2 separate regions of the Homo sapiens genome follow, and region 1 is linked to region 2. The links are chromatin loops, found by intact Hi-C in ENCODE. Cell type or tissue: ascending aorta. All regions are shown on one strand.

Region 1 (8,000 bases), 78 kb before region 2:
ATTTTCACTTTTTATTTACCTGAGGTAATACTGTAAACATGAGATTTAAAAATTTCTTAAGCATATAAACTTTGTTCTGGAGTCCTGTTTAATTACCAAAAATCTAAATCTCCACTGCATAGATTTACATGTTTATTTCTTAATTTTTAAAATTCTTTATTTTTGCTATACTTCTGATTCCTTCTTATATGGTGTAATTTGGTTGATTCTTTAAGCTTTTATGTTCCAAATACTTTATAATCTTACCTAATTGCTCCTAGTTGCTGATTTGTATAACAAATAATAACAATAGTCCACATTTATTTAGTGCTTTGTACTAGGCCTTGTTCTAACTACTTTATGTGTTAACTTATTTGGTCCTCCTAGCAACCTGGTAAGGTAAATTCTGTTATCATCCACATGTGCAGATAAGGAAATCACAATACAGTAACTTTTCCAAGCTCACACAACTGACAAATTATGATTTGATCATACTCGATTTGAATTGGATTTAACTGGGATTCAAATTCAGTCAGTCTTTATCATCTGTGAGCTTAATCCTATCCCTTCCAACCTCTTAGACAGATGTTCAAGTACCTATAATGTATCATTCCATGCTCAGTACTGGAGATGCAGTGATGAGTAAGATACTCTTTGCCCTTAGGAAACTCACAGCCAAGAGGAGTTGCTCAATAGTGTAGGGAAAACAGATGAGTTTTAGAGTTAAACCAGGTTCTGAATACCCATTTCTTCTCTCAACGGCTACATGACATTGACACTCACTTAACTTTGTGAGAACTGAATAGAACCATGTTGCAGTGGCAGCACCACGCCCTTTCTTGCCAAAGGATAAATGGTCTGTGAGTAGCCCCAGCAGAGAGTGGGCCAGTGTCCTTTTGTTCACAGGGCTGTCCATTCTGTGGCTTTGTTACTAAAGCTGCACAGAACTCTGAGGCAGTGAAAGCGTGGTAGCAACATTCTGGACATAAACAGAACACCTACTTCTGAACTTGTGAGTCTGCCTTGTATTCATACTTGAATTTGCATATTCCTGTAACAGATGTTGGTGGATACTTAGGTTGGTTCTATGACTTTGCTATTGTAAATAGTGCTGCAGGAAACATGAGTGCAGGTGCCAGGACATCTTTAAGAATATTATTTTCTTCAAAGACAGAGAATTGTAGGGACCTTTTATAGATGTAATGAAATCCCAGATGTTACAGCTAAAATGTTTTCTGAATAGACTTAATTTAGGTGTGTATCTACTTTATAAGTATATTATAAGGATCATATTTCGGATATTCCTTCCTTTCCAGATTACCTTATATTCTGGTCATCTCTTCCCCTTCACATTCATTGCCTGTTTTCAATGTGGGGGTTGGGGGGATACTAAAATATCAAGGAATGGGAGCCAAAAATCAAACTAAAGCTTTTCTGTATCTAAATTTTTCTGGATATGTTTTTAGATGCAAGATACTGTTTACTTGAATCCGTAAATAAAAATGGTCTGTGTTTTGATAGAAACTTACACAAATGTATGGATTGGTGAAAATTCAGCAGGGTATTCATTTAATACCTATTCATTTTGTCATATGTAAATTATATCTCAATTTTTAAAAAAATGAAGGAGCAAAGATTCCTGAGGGAACACCGTTTAGTCAATTTTATATGCTACTATATATTACTTCTTTCAGATAGACAGGCCTGAAAAACCTCTTGGATAATAGACCCAAATAATCACCCTCTGGTAAGATCCAAAAATAACTAGGTGACTTCACATTTCCTAAGCTGAATTTAGGTCTTTGCTTCCATGGTGAAAAGAGTTAATTGCAAAAGCCATTTAAAGTATTGAATATGTTTAGAGGTGAGCTGAGCACAGAAAATTTGGAACACCTAAAACTGCCATTTTAAGTTATAAGGTAGTAAAGTAGAAGTGACTATTCCAGAAGTGACTATAATTTGCCAGGTAATCCAAGGTGCCATACTGTACAAAACAACTTATATATAATATTGATAAAATTATGGCTTTTGGCTGGTGCCAAAAGGCTCATGCCTGTAATCCCAGCACTTCGGGAGGCCAAGGCAGGCAGATCACCTGAGGTCAAGAGTTCGAGACCAGCCTGGCCAACATGGCAAAACTCTGTTTCTACTGAAAATACAAAAATTAGCCAGGTGTGGTGTCAGGCACCTGCAATCCCAGCTACTTAGGAGACTGAGACAGGAGAATCGCTTGAACCCAGAAGGTGGAGGTTACAGTGAGCTGCGGTTATGCCACTACACTCCAGCCTGGGCAACAGAGTGAGACTCCATCTCAGGAAAAAAAAAAGAAAAAAAAAAAAAAAAATATATATATATATATATATATATATATATATGACTTTTAAAAGCACCACATCTTTAATAATTACTTTGGGAAGAATTGTTAATTATATATGGTTTCTTTAGTCTCTTAATTCCTTAGGCTGGTGAGTTGTACCCAGCCTTAGCTAGATTTTAACTGTGTGTGTTTTGAACGTTTTTGAGTCATTGTTTTACAGCAATGTAGTCCATTTACTCTATTCTACTTTTTTATACAAACTATTTTCTTGAAAACTTAGTAGTTTTGGTCTTTTTTACATTCTTTAGGATGCACAGACAATTAGAACATTAACTCTCATCTCAAAAACTATACAAACTTTGGGAAGCTGGGGGAGTCTGTCCAAAAGCAAGGTAAGTCCTTACATCTTTTATTTTGTTTTTACACTTCTAAATGTTGTTACATCCTATGATCCCTTATCCTTGACTTACCTTCTTCCAAATTAAAAACAAAACATACACACACACACACACACACACAGACACAATAGCTGTCTTTTAAGTAGATACTCTCTTAGTCACCTGTTAAAGAGGACAGTTTCAGAAGCTGGGCATAGTGACTTGTGTCTTTAATCCCAGGAAGCCGAAGCGGGAAGATGACTTGAGGCCAGGAGTTCAAGGCTGTGGTGCACAATGATGGCACCTATGAATAGCCACTGCACTCCAGTCCCAGCAACATAGCAAGACCCTGTCTCTAGAAGTTTTAAAAAGAAAAAAAGTTTAATGAGAACATTAAAAAAAAAAAAAAGCAGACAGTTTCATGAAAACTGCTAAACAAGACAAGAGAGCCTAGTAAGGAGGTGCAGGACAGTCTGTCTGTCTGCCTGCTTCGGCCATAATCACATGACAGCTTTGAAAGAAGTCTTCCACTCCAAGCCCTGAACTCTCTGAAAATATATAATTGAGTCCTTTTAGGCCTTAATCCTCAGCTTAAAAATACAGTCCATTCTATTCTTAATTCTCTATTTAACACATATAAACCCTGTGTTTGTTTTTTCTTAGTCAAGTTTCAAAGAGACATTCATGTGTGAATTTTTCAAAATGTTTCAAGAAGAAGGATATATTATAGCAGTTAAAAAGGTATGATGGTTTTATTCTGGAATTGTTAATATTTATTTCATATAACATGGGGAAATAACATTTTATATATATTATTATTATCAATCCCCAGTTTAAATAATAATGTTTAAACTGTTCATCAAAAAGGCTTCCTTTTTCTTTTTTCTTCTTCCACAAAGCTGTGCTTTTCAGCTTTGAAAATACCTAAATAAGTTTAACAACAACTACTTTTGCCAGTGCATTAGAAACACAAATTACAGATGTCTAGGGTTAGGATTTCTCAAAGTGACACTATTGGCATTTGGGGCCAGATAATTCTTGATTCTGAGGGGCTGGCTTGTGCGTTTCAGGATATTTAGCAGCATGCCTGGCCTCTACCCCTTAGACGCAAGAAGTATGCCCCTGTTTTGACAGCCAAACATGCCTCCAGGTATTGCCAAATGTTCCTTGAGGGACAGAATTGCCTCTGGTTGAGAACCTCTGGTCTCTGGGGGTAAAGGCTTTGTATGGTGCCTGATGTAGAGTGGGCACTTAATTGCCATAGTAAAAAATATATACATTATTGAACATTTAATGAACAATATAAATTTATGGTAGTAACCTGAGGAAAATTACTATAAATGTACAAAAACCTGTAGTATATAATATCCTAACACAAGGCCTGCAGCATACAAAAATCACTGTACTTAGAAGTTCAGAATGTTTTGAAAGGATCTTTAATTTCTTGAGTCTTTAGTCCTGAATCATCTAAACAAAATATAGCATTATCGTAAAATGCTGAAAATTTATAAAGAAAAGTTACCTTTGAAGTACTCTATCCCATATAGTCTAGAAGTTAAGAATTAAAAAATAAGGAAAGAAATGAATTACATCTAAACTGGGCCTGAAGAAAGTACTGTATTTTATGTATCACAGTCTTAACTTAATGAATCCAAATTAGCAAAGCCAAATGTTAAAGACTTCATTCAATTTCTGTAGCACAACTAGCAGTTGGTTGCCAGAGTATTTATTTTGTTGAGATACATGTTTGAGCCTTTTTTTATACTTAGGATTCTTACAGAGACTTAGTAAGTGAAAAATGATGATTTAAAAAATTCAAGTCCGTTGGAATATTTTTCATCTGGAATAGTGCCTGTTTAACCAAAATTTTTTTAGGCAACCATTGAAGGCTTTTGAGGAGAAAGTCTTTCAAAAGAATAGGCAAAGAAAAAGCTGCCCTTTTATTTTTCAGACATTGTTGAAACATTTGTGACACTGTAGGCAGACTTTTATTGGCAGGATTATGATGTACTGTCTTTTGTTTGAGGGTTGTTTTTCCATGTTTTGTGACTGAGGCTACGGTAGCATCTGATCTTTTTTCCCCTGATATAATCAGAATGTTTAGAGTTGATAATGTCAGTGGAGAAAGGATTTAAGGGTTCCAGGAGTTTAGTCTGTTCCTGATCTACTCTGGGTCACCCACTCACATTCTAATGGACTATCGCCATAGTGTGCCTCTGTCTCAGATTTGGTTCTAGATCCCTAAGCTGACATAGGGTATTTTGCCCTAATATCCTAGTTTCCTTTATTATTTAGTAGTTACAACAAGATATGTGCAGTGCTATAAAGTGTAAAAGCTTGTGAAGCTCAATTTCTCATTTTATATTGGCACTCTGCCTAGTGACATTTACTATTGATGCAGAAGAAAATAAGAGTATAACTGAATCATATGCTATTCCCTGCAGAGTTTAGAAAGGATAACCTGGATAGTTCTATAAACAAGGTGACCATATAATTTGATGTCTAAACCAGAACACTTTTAAGAGTGAAAAATACTATTAGTGATTATTCTGGGATGATAGGAATGGTCCTGATAGGGATGGTCCTGAGCAAACTGGGACCTATAGTCACCCTGCCTATAGTCCATCTTAATTACTGGGTTTTCTTTCACTTATATCTCTGTATTTACCCCATAGTTCCTTAAGAATTATAATAAATAAATTATTGGCTGGGTGCAGTGGCTCATGCCTGTAATCCCAGCACTTTGGGAGGCCGAAGCGGGCAGATCACCTGAGGTCAGGAGTTGGAGACCAGCCTGGCTAACATGGTGAAACCCTGTTTCTACTAAAAATACAAAAAATTAGCCAGGCCTGGTGGCACGTGCCTGTAATCCCAGCTACTAGGGAGGCTGAGGCGAGAGAATCGCTTGAACCCAGGAGGTAGAGGTTGCAGTGAGCCGAGATCATGCCATTGCACTCCAGCTTGGGCAACAAGAGCAAAACTCTGTCTCAAAAAAATAAAATAAATTATTATAAATAATAAATATTTGCTAACAAATCAGTGACTTCAGGTATATATTAAGAAATAAAATATTCACATAACTCAGACTCCATTAGTGCATGGTCCATCTGGGAGAGTCGATGCTGTGATAGGGCGCTTCTTCAGTTCCCTTGGATACTTGTACCCACATTACCCACATATAATGCAAAAGGAACTCTGTTCTTGTTCTTTCACTTACCAATATTTTCTCCCAGCAAACAGAAGTAAACATTCCATTTCAAAACTCCTTAAGTCTGAGCTCTGGCAGGCAATTGTCAGCCAGTCTTAGGAGAAAATGGCTGTGCCTACAAATTCCACTTTAGAATAGGCACTGGAGCCTCAATACTATCCTTATTGGAATGTGGTTTGTTTTTAAGTCCTAAGCAGAATAATGTAGAGAAGTATAAAGGAAAAAGCAAAGAAATGCAGACCCTCTCTGAGTTTCTGAGTTTGTAATATCCATCTAATGAACTAAATAAATGGATAGCTCATTTAGGGGGCAAAATAGGATTCTTCTTTAAGAACAAGAATTGTTCCTCAAAATCAAAGTAATGGTAGATTAAAAAAAAAGAAGAAGAAAAGAAAAGAATTGTTCCAGCCAGGCACGGTGGCTTACGCCTGTAATCCCAGCACTTTGGGAGGCCGAGGCAGGTGGATCACAAGATCAGGAGTTCAAGACCAGCCTGGCCAATATGGTTAAACCCTGTCTCTACTAAAAATACAAAAATTAGCCGGGCATGGTGGCAGGCGCCGGTAGTCCCAGTTACTCGGGAGGCTGAGGCAGGAGAATCACTTGAACCTGAGAGGTGGAGGTTGAAGTGAGCCGAGATCGCACCATTGCGCTCCAGCCTGGGCGACAGAACAAAACTCCATCCCAAAAAAAAAAAAAAAAAAAAAAAAAGAAAGGAAAAAGGAATCGTTCCTTGAACTGCTGATTTCCCTTTCCCATGAAGAGACAGCCAAATACTAAAAAGCCCTTGACCAGTCAGGGTAGCATATTTATGAAGTTAAATGTTTTTCACTAGCTGACTTGGTAAAGATGGATACTATAAATTTTCTTGATGGGAAGTTTATAAATGGCGATTAGATTTCGATTATCCCAGATAATCTGTTTACTCTTCAGTCATGACTGTGAAATACCATCTCTCAGAGCTAAAGTCAGTTATATATGATAGAAGTTGGCAAACTCTTTTCTGTAAAGGGACAGTGAGAAAATATTTTAGGCTTTGCTGATCACATAAGGTCTCTGCCACTTAGTCTTTGTTTTCACAACCCTTTCACAATCCTAAATGTAACCCTAATTGTTACATTTAGAAATGTAATAGTTACAGGTTGAGTATCCTTTATCAAAATGGTTGAGACCAGAAGTGTTTTGGATTTTGGATTTTTTTCAAATTTTGAAATACTTTTATTCATTCTCTCTCTCTCCATATATATTTTTTTTAACTGATTGAGCATCCCTAATCTGAAAATCCAAAATTCAAAATCCAGAATGCACCAGCAAGCATTTCCTTTGAATATCCTGTTGGCACTCAAAAAGTTTTGGGTTTTGGAACATTTGGGATTTTTCAGATTAAGGATGTTCAACCTGTATTCTTATGGGCCTTACAAAAACAGGCTACAGGTCAAACGTGGCCCTCTGAGCCATACTTTGGTGATTCTTAACCTATAATAAAGGTTCACAATCTTATATGTAAAATCATTGGGACCAAAAGTATTTCAGAATTCAGTTTTTCAGAGTTTCAAAAGGTAATCAGTATATACTATATTTAACACCCCCCAGTGGAGCCTAGGGTAGCACCCCACAATCAAATACATTAATTCTTATAGCACAGTATATGAATACTTACAGTAAGTAATATAAGTACAGAGTGTAAATAGCCTTACACCAGTTCAGGTTAAGTTATACCCCTAAATGAGTACTTCAAATCAAAGACAAGATTTAAAAACTTTGTATTCAGAATGTTATGTATTTCAGAATTGCAGTTAAGGAATTATGGATTGAATTATTCCTACAAGGAAATATGTTCTGGGTTTTAAGTAACTTAAGAACAAAGTTTTAGGCTGGGCACGGTGGCTCACACCTGTAATTCCAGCACTTTGGTAGGCTGAGTCAGGCAGATCACTTGAGGCCAGGAGTTCAAGACCAGCCTGGCCAACATAGCGTAACCCTGTCTCTACTAAAAATAAAAAAAAATAGCTGCCCATGGTGGCACATGCCTGTAATCCCAGCTACTTGGGAAGCTGAGGCATGAGAATCACTTGAACCCAGGAAGGAGAGGTTGCAGTGAGCTGAGATTGCACCACTG
Region 2 (8,000 bases):
ACAGAAGAGGGCAACTCAGGCTGGTTCAGGGGCTCCATGATGCTACTAAAGATCCAGACTCCTTCCATCATCTGCTCAGCTATCCAAGGTGTGTTTGACATCTAGTGATTACAGAACGGCAGCTTAGTCTTCAGCACCATGACTGTATTCCAAGCAAGAAGAAATGGAGGAACAAAAGACAGAAAGGTCAAGCCACCTGGATCTGCCTCCTTGTAAAGAGCCTTCTGGGAAGCCTCTTTCATCAATGTATGCATATGTCTCATTGGCCAACGCTATGTCACATGGTTATCCCATCAACAAGAAAGCCTAGGGAATGTTGTTTTCCTGGCTTGTGGGCCCACATACCAAAACTGAGTTCTGTTAGCAAGGTAGAAGAGGAGAATGGATATTCAGGCACTTTGGCCATGCACCGTCTAGAACCTGTGAATCTTCCATTATGGAGAAAGAAGTTCCTAAGTGTGTTAGTCTTATATTGGTGGTACAGCAAATTATTCTACAACATAATGGCTTTATACAACAAGCACTTATTATCTCACACAATTTCTGAGAATCAGGATTCTGGGAGTGGCTTAGCTGGGTGGTTCCAGCTCAGAGTTGCTCATGAGGCTGCAGTGACTTGAAGGCTTCACTGGCTTGAAGAATCCACTTCCAAAATGACTGTTGGCTGGAGGCCTCAGTTCCTTGTCACATGCACCTTTCCCAGGGCTTCTTGGGCATTTTCACAAAACGGGGCCTGCTTCCTCTCAGAGCCAGTGAGCCAAGAGGAAGAACAAGAAGGATGTCGCGATGCCTTTCTGACCTGGTCACACACTATCACTTCTACCATGTTTTATTCACTAGAAGCCAGTCACTAAGGTCAGCCCACACCCAAGGAAAGCAGAATGAAGCTCCATCTTTTGAAGGAAGGAGTAGATGTATTTGTGGATACATTTAAAATCCCCACATCAGGAGTGGGTCACCCCTGAACTGGTCTGTCCCTTTGACTTCACCTTCCTCCTTTGTCTCTTCTCCCTCCTATTCTCATTTTCTCTCTTTCTTTCTCTTTCTCCTTTCCTTTTCTTCTCTCAGGATTTCTCCCCTCTGGCATACAATCTCCTGTGTATTCAGTAGCACAACAGCCCCTCTCCACCAAAAGCAAAATTCATCTCAAAGGCCTTTTAAGAGTTCCAGTGATGGATTAGCAGGGAGCAAAGGCACCCGGTGGGGTAGGCTGATATTGATTCTGAGTACCTGATCATGTTTTTAAGAACCAAAGAGATTGTGGCACATCCATCTTTCTCTTCTATGTAAATCAAAAACCAAAACAGCACTGCACTGCAAAATATAAATAATGAAGCCCAACAAAGTACTGATTTTTCCCAAAACTATTTTGCTAGCTTTTTGTTTGTTTGTTTGCTTGCAATATGAAATAGCAAGTTCTTTCCTTCTCATTGCTATTGTTTTGTTTCCAACTTTGCTGGAGCCCTGCACACATACTTGGTTAGCCTCTTAGGTAATTCAGCCCTGGTGAGTCACATCCAAAATTACAACTGTTAAATGAGTTCCAGGCTGCCCCTGCTTTACAAATGCTCAACGTGTGAGAAATCCACATAGTACTGATAGTGACAGGAGTCAGCCAAATGCCTAGGGAGATAGGGGCGGGTCCCCAGTGAAACTCCACCTCCAAGCCAAAGAAAGTTTAAAGCCTGAAAGCCAAGCTACATGTCAAATCCATGGACCAGATTGAGAACCCGTCTTTCCGTTTGGCATGCTTTCCTCTAATTGATCCCCACCCTTCACCTATTTTACATATACCCACACTTCCCTAAGGGTTTTCTACACTGTTGTGTGCACCTTTGAGTGGTATCTTCGCTTTAAACTTTTTTGCATACTCACAAACCAATCAGCACACACTTGCCATTCTGAGTCCATAAAAGCCCTGATTCAGCCACATTGGGAGAGAAACCCACCCAACTGCTGGCATGGGGGACCACCCCCGCATCTCTTCTCTGCTGAGAGCTGTTCTGTGGCTCAATAAAATTCTTCTCCACCCTCCTCACCCTTTGAATTGTCAGTGTATCCTCATTCTTCTTGGATGTGGGACAAGAGCTCGGAAACCACCGAACGCAGGTACAAGCCATAACACAGGTGGGCCAAGTGGGGAGGGTGCCTCCAGCAGCAGGCTGTGGGCAAGTGAGACCTGGGAGGCAGGTGAGGCATTGTTGGCTAAGGAGGTCCCCAGTTGGCAAAGTGGCTGAGAAGAATCCTGTGTCAGTACTGATAAACTGGCAACTATCTCACCACTGCACCTGTCATTGCTGTGGCTCTGGCAGCTACCAGCTGTGGTGGCTCAGGGTGCTAGTTATCTCCCAATATCTGTCTTTCCCTTCTTCTGTAAGTAACAAAAGCTCCCATTTTCAGGTGGGCACATGGCTGCCTATAATAAAGGTTACATTTCCCAGCCTCCTCTGCAGCTAGGTATGATCTTGTATGGTCATGTCCCTAATCTAGGGGGATGTAAGCACAAGTGTCATGTGCAGTTTCTGGAAGATATCCTTAAAGACAGAGAATGTGCCCTTCTTTTTCCAGCTTTCTTTCCTGAATTTGGGACAAAATGGCTGGAGTTCAACAACCATTCTGGGCCATGAGGTAGAAGTCACACACCAAGGATGGAAGAGTAATAAAGTAAAAGTTGCTTTGGTTCTTTATAATCCTGGAGCTTCTGCAGCAGCTCTGGACTGCTCACTCCTGAACTTCATTTACATGAAAGGGAAGTGACTTTCTGTATTGTTTCAGCTGTGTAACTGGGTTTCTGTCACTAGCAGCTGGACCAAATTCTAGTGACATGGTTCCTTTAAGAACTTGCCCACAGTGCATACGAAGGACCCTTCATCTCAGCTCTGATGGGCTGTCTAGCTTCTGCCCCTCACTGTCCCTGTCCTCGGGCTCTGGCCTTCCTGACCATTCCTCTGCTCCCTAAGCATCTGCCCTGAGTCTCAGCGGGTGCCCTGCAGGTGCCCTCTTGCCTACTCTGGAACTCTCCTCCCTCACTGCCCTCCTCTGCTTTTTGTCTTATGAAGGCAGAAATAGTCATGCACAAAATAGGACCCTTTGAGAAAAGCTGTAAGTTCCAGCAGAGAGAGGAAGAGAAGAGGCAAAAATAACAGAGGGGCACAGACTCCTAAGGGCACACTCACTGGAAAGTCATGTTGGACCAAATTCAGGATCCCTCCTGGCCATTCTTGACCCTCCTCACTTCACTGTGAGCCCAGACTTCCTCCCATTAGAGCCAATTGGGTTTAAAACATACGCTTAGAAAACTACAGCCAGCCCTACAGGAATGAAGGGGTTACTTTCCATTTGCAGTTTACTGTGAATTTATTTAATCCAACTGTTATTTTTATTCACTTTTTTCCATTAAACAAGTATGCATTAAGCACCTACTCTATATCCTAAGATAGATATAGATAACTTATGTGCCAGATATGGAGGGCAGAAATCCCACACAACTTTCACTGGACTGAAATCAAGGAGTTGGCAGGGCTGTGTTTCCTTACGGAGGCTTTGGGGAGAATTCTTTCTCCACTTTTCCAGCTTCTAGAGGCTGCCCACCTTCCTTGGCTTGAGTCTCCTTACCTCCCCATTAAAGGCTTCAACAGGTCGCAAAATCCTGCTCATTTCATCTCTCTCTCTCTCTCTCTCTCTCTCTCTCTCTCTCTCTCTCTCTCTCTCCTCTCTCTCTCTCTCTCTCTCTCTCTATCTTCCTTATCTCTCTCTGACCTAACCTAAAAGGTTCTCAATGTCACGTTCTCAGACTCCTGTGATTAGACAGGGCCCACCTGGGTAATCAAGGATAACCATTCACTCCAACCTGCGCCCTGCTTCGAGGTCCATAACTTTAATCCTGTGGAAAGTCGCTTTTGCCATATAAGGTAACATATCCACAAGTTCCCAGGATTACAGCATGCATATCTTTGGGGGATTCTATTCTGCCCACCACATCCTCCCAAGCCTTCCTTTCTACGCCCCCAGACTACTGCCTGAAGCAAGTGGCGCGATCTTGGCTCACTACAACCTCTGCCTCAGGTTCAAACGATTCTCCTACCTCATCCTTCCGAGCAGCTGGGATTACAGGTGCCCGCCACTACGCCCAGCTAATTTTTGTATTTTTAGTAGAGACGGGGTTTCACTATGTTGGCCAGGCTAGTCTGGAACTCCTGACCTCAGGTGATCTGCCCTCCTCGGCCTCCCAAAGTGCTGGGATTACAAACGTGAGCCACCGCGCCCGGCCAGTAAAGCTTTTTAAAATCCTTTTTCCTCCCCATCCAGTCCTGAAAGCTTCAGCTGTTTTGCACCTTTCTCCTTAACATTCCCCAGAAAAACTCCTGTATAGTCCCTGAGCCTCTGCCTTTATCCCTGCGCCCCTTTTCTCCTGGGATTGGGAGGGGGAAGCAGCCGCTCCATGAAGCCCTTCTAGTGGGCAAGAGAGGACCGGGCGGGACGGCGAGAGCGTCCCTGTCGCCTGCAGCTCCTGCTGGGTGATGCGGGGACGCGGCTCCCTGGGAAATCGTGTTAGCGGCTCCAGGGCTGGTCCACGGCGGCCTTGGGAGCGGCGGCAACAGGCTGGAGCGTCCACGCTTCGGAGGCCTCTGTCTCCCCAAGATTCCCCACTGATGAACAGGGACGCCGGTCCGCCTTCCTCAACTTCCCCTGTTCCCTGCCAGGCAGCGTCCCTCGCAGCGACGTTGGCTGCGACAAGTTTGACCTGCAGCGAGGACACCAGGATTTCTCAGTTTCTCCAAATCCAAGCCCGAGCCCGAGCCCGAGTTCCGACCAGTCCTGACACTGCTTCCCGCCGCCACCTGCCTCCTCCTCCAGCTCCCGCTGTCTCCCCGGCGCCGGCGCCCTGGGTGGCCACAGTCCCTCCAGCCTCCGCCCCTCGCCGCAGTCTCCAGGGCGCCGGACGCCACGCGGGCAGCCGGCCCGGGACGCAGGGAGAGTGAGAGCGAGTGAGTGCGGGCGCCCGGCGGGGCGGGCAGGGGCCGGAGGAGGTTGCCCCAGCTCCAGGAGAAATGCTTGATCCCAGGAGCGAGGCTCCCTGGAGACCATGGTGCTCGCAACCCCTATTCTCTCCCCTATGCACCCGCACAGCCCCAGGGCGGGGGCGGGGAAGAGTGCACGCAGCTGGGCTTTTCCCGGCCTCAGGGTGAGCAGCTAGGATTCTCTAGGGAAATATATTAAAAGCACGGGAGCCTTGGAGAGGGAGCGCAAAGCAGCCTCTCCTTGCAGGCCCTCTCCATGTCCCCTGGGACTCCGAGGTGGACCAGGAGCTGTCCAAGCTGGGCGGGCAAGGGACCCAGAGGGGGGCCCTCCACATCCCCTCGGGACAGAGGGCAGGGTCCGGCCACCTCCACTCTCAGCCCCTCCTCCGGCACCCACGCTGTCCCCACACTGTCTCCAGGACACTGGGGAGGGAGAGTCACTTTCAGAAAAGACAAGTAAAACCTAGCACAGGGCGGGACACATATACCTTAGACCTTCAATAAATATTCATTAATGATTCAATCAATGCTGGCTTTGAAGTGCCTAGATATTTGCCAACCTGAGCATTTACTGTATATAAAAATGACATAAATTCTCGTGATAAAACATTAAGTGAAAAACTCAAGATTCAAAAGTGTCTTATTAGAGCATTTGCAGAATCTATGTGGGTAGTTTGTGCATCTGTAAATACTTTAAATGCTGGTGAGGAATAATCCATAATGTGAGCAGTAATACTGTATACTACCTGTCTTAGCTTGGGCTGCCATGACGAAATACCATAGACCGGGTACTTTAAACCACAGAATTTTCTTACAGTTCTGGAGACTGGAAGTCTGAGATCAAGCTGCCGTTGAGGTGGGTTTCATTCAGAGGGCACTCCTCTTGGCCTGCAGTGGGGGGTGTCGCAATTTCTCTGGGTGCTTTTTTTTTTTTTTTTTTTTTGAGAAGGAGTCTTGCTCTGTCGCCCAGTCTGGAGTGCAGTGACGCCATCTCTGCTCACTGCAACCTCCGCCTCCCAGGTCCAAGCGATTCTCCTGCCTCAGGCTCCGGAGTAGCTGGGATTACAGGCACATGCCACCATGCCCAGCTAATTTTTTGTATTTTTAGTAGAGACTGGGGCTACCGTGCCCGGCCATTCTCTGTGTGCTCTTATGGCCCATGTCTTTGTGCCTGAAACAGTCCTGGGAGTCAGGAGACCCAGTTCTGTTTTCAGCTGAAGTAAGTCCCTTCTTTTCCTTCCTTGAGCCCAGAAGATCAAGGTTACAGTGAGCTGTGATTGCACCACTGCACCAAAAAAAGGTTGACCTTGCCCAATAAACAGTTTTCTGTAGCTGCCAAGTCTGGTTGCTCTGTGGCAGCAGACTGGAGTACAGACTTCTGAGAGGACACCTGGGAGATGGCCGTGAGTGGAGGAGGACTGCTAGAGTTAACAGTGATCCTGGTTTGCCTAGTGCTTTTCTGTTTTTAGCATTCAACATCCTGGATTAGACAATCTGTAAAGTCCCAACCAGAACTATGATATTGTGATTTTCCCTTACCCTAGTATCTGAATGTCTCTACATTCCACTGGGTTCATTCCCCTTTCCAGAATGCTTTTCACCCATGATGGGGTCATTTGCTATGTAAAAATAGGATACGAATACAAGTGTGATCTAATTTGAAATTGTAAAATTCTTCCAGCTAATAATTCACATGACATCTAACAGATGTTGTTGGCTTTCTCTTGAAATTTTAAATTATCCTACAGTGCCCTGTAAATCTGTGGCAGTGCCCCGAAGCGCCTCAGTGTAGTATGGGAACCATGGCTTGAAAGTGCAAAGCATTACTAGAGATAAACAGGAATATTACATAATAACAAAAGAGTAGACTCCTCAGGAAGATTTATCAGTTCTAAATGTATAGACACCTAATAACATAGCTTTAAAATATATAAAACAAATGTTGGCAGAATTAATAGCAAAGTTAGACAAATTCACGTTCACTCTCTTAATAACTGGTAGAATATGCATGTGATAAATTCAGTAAAGATAAATGTAGTGGGAAGCCATTGGAGAGATTTAAGTAGAAGAGTCATATGACCTGATTTACATTTCAAAAACTTCACTCTGGCCCATAATCCATTTTACAGATGGGGAAATGGAAACGTGAAGAGGCTTCATAATTTATCTAAGGCTACCCAGTGGGTCAAGTGGTAGAGACAAGACTAAAGTCCAGACCCAGTCATCTCCAAATCCACATTCTTAACCACTATGATATATTACTGTCTGGCAAGAATTGTGTCTGTAAAGGGAACTATGCCATTTAAAAACCAGTATGTTCTTGGTAATTTTTAGTAACCAGTATAAATGTTAATTGCATTCCTTTATAACTAAGTTCCAGTGGGCATTGCCCCTATTTTGAAGAATCTAAAAGAAGGATATGGACCCATGAGTAGGGAAATTGGAAATTGAACAATTCCTTTCAATGGTCTCCATTTTGACTCCTTAGTCCCATTTTAAGATAAATGAAGCACTTCAAGATTTTCAGAGAAGGGTATGCAGCAATATTTTCCTAATATTTTTAGTGGAGGAAGTATGTTCTGCTCCTTAAAAAGACACCTGTATGTTGGGTTTCAGGGCAAGTTACTGTTTTCAGAATCCAAGTGAAATCTAACACTATAAAACAATGCCAAGAGCAAATGAAGGAAAACAAAAATCTAAAGGGGCACCCCTGCCCATCGTTTTGATTCTTCAAAAGTTTCTGAAAACATATGAGAAACACTGTGCGCAGTCTCAGACGTCCGTGTGTCCAGCCATCAAAAGTGACCTGAAAAGCAGCATTGACAGTGACCAGGTGCTCAGGAAGGTGAGTGTATGGTCTTGTTTTCTTATTCTTCTCTGAAATGAACTGGCTAGGGTTTACTCCCAAGCCACATGGGTACTCGGTCCTTGTGTAACCTCCCAAGGGGTTCTTTCTGCCCGCTGCACAAATAAAGACCA

The links. A loop is a pair of places that touch in the nucleus more often than their neighbours do. Peaks named below come from ENCODE experiments on the same cell type or tissue, not always from the same donor. Only the 100,000 strongest peaks of a DNase experiment are listed, where the experiment ranks them.
Region 1: a loop joins it to region 2, with 3.0 times the contacts of the local background. A loop is called at or near these places in 2 of 110 quality-filtered maps.

The regions. Positions count from the first base shown.
Region 1 is chr3:141,577,764-141,585,763 of GRCh38, forward strand. RASA2 (RAS p21 protein activator 2) reads left to right here. Exons shown (of 24, transcript NM_006506.5): 16 at 2,605-2,688; 17 at 3,337-3,414. Among named protein-coding and RNA genes, the nearest start is that of RASA2-IT1, 57 kb to the left of the region's middle. In ascending aorta, no CTCF peak of the experiment used is centred here; no DNase peak of the experiment used is centred here; H3K27ac peaks cover 1,386 bases.
Region 2 is chr3:141,655,406-141,663,405 of GRCh38, forward strand. It overlaps the pseudogene LRRC78P. Among named protein-coding and RNA genes, the nearest start is that of RNF7, 79 kb to the right of the region's middle. In ascending aorta, no CTCF peak of the experiment used is centred here; DNase peaks (open chromatin) are centred at 4,536 and 4,916; H3K4me3 peaks cover 2,814 bases; H3K27ac peaks cover 2,074 bases.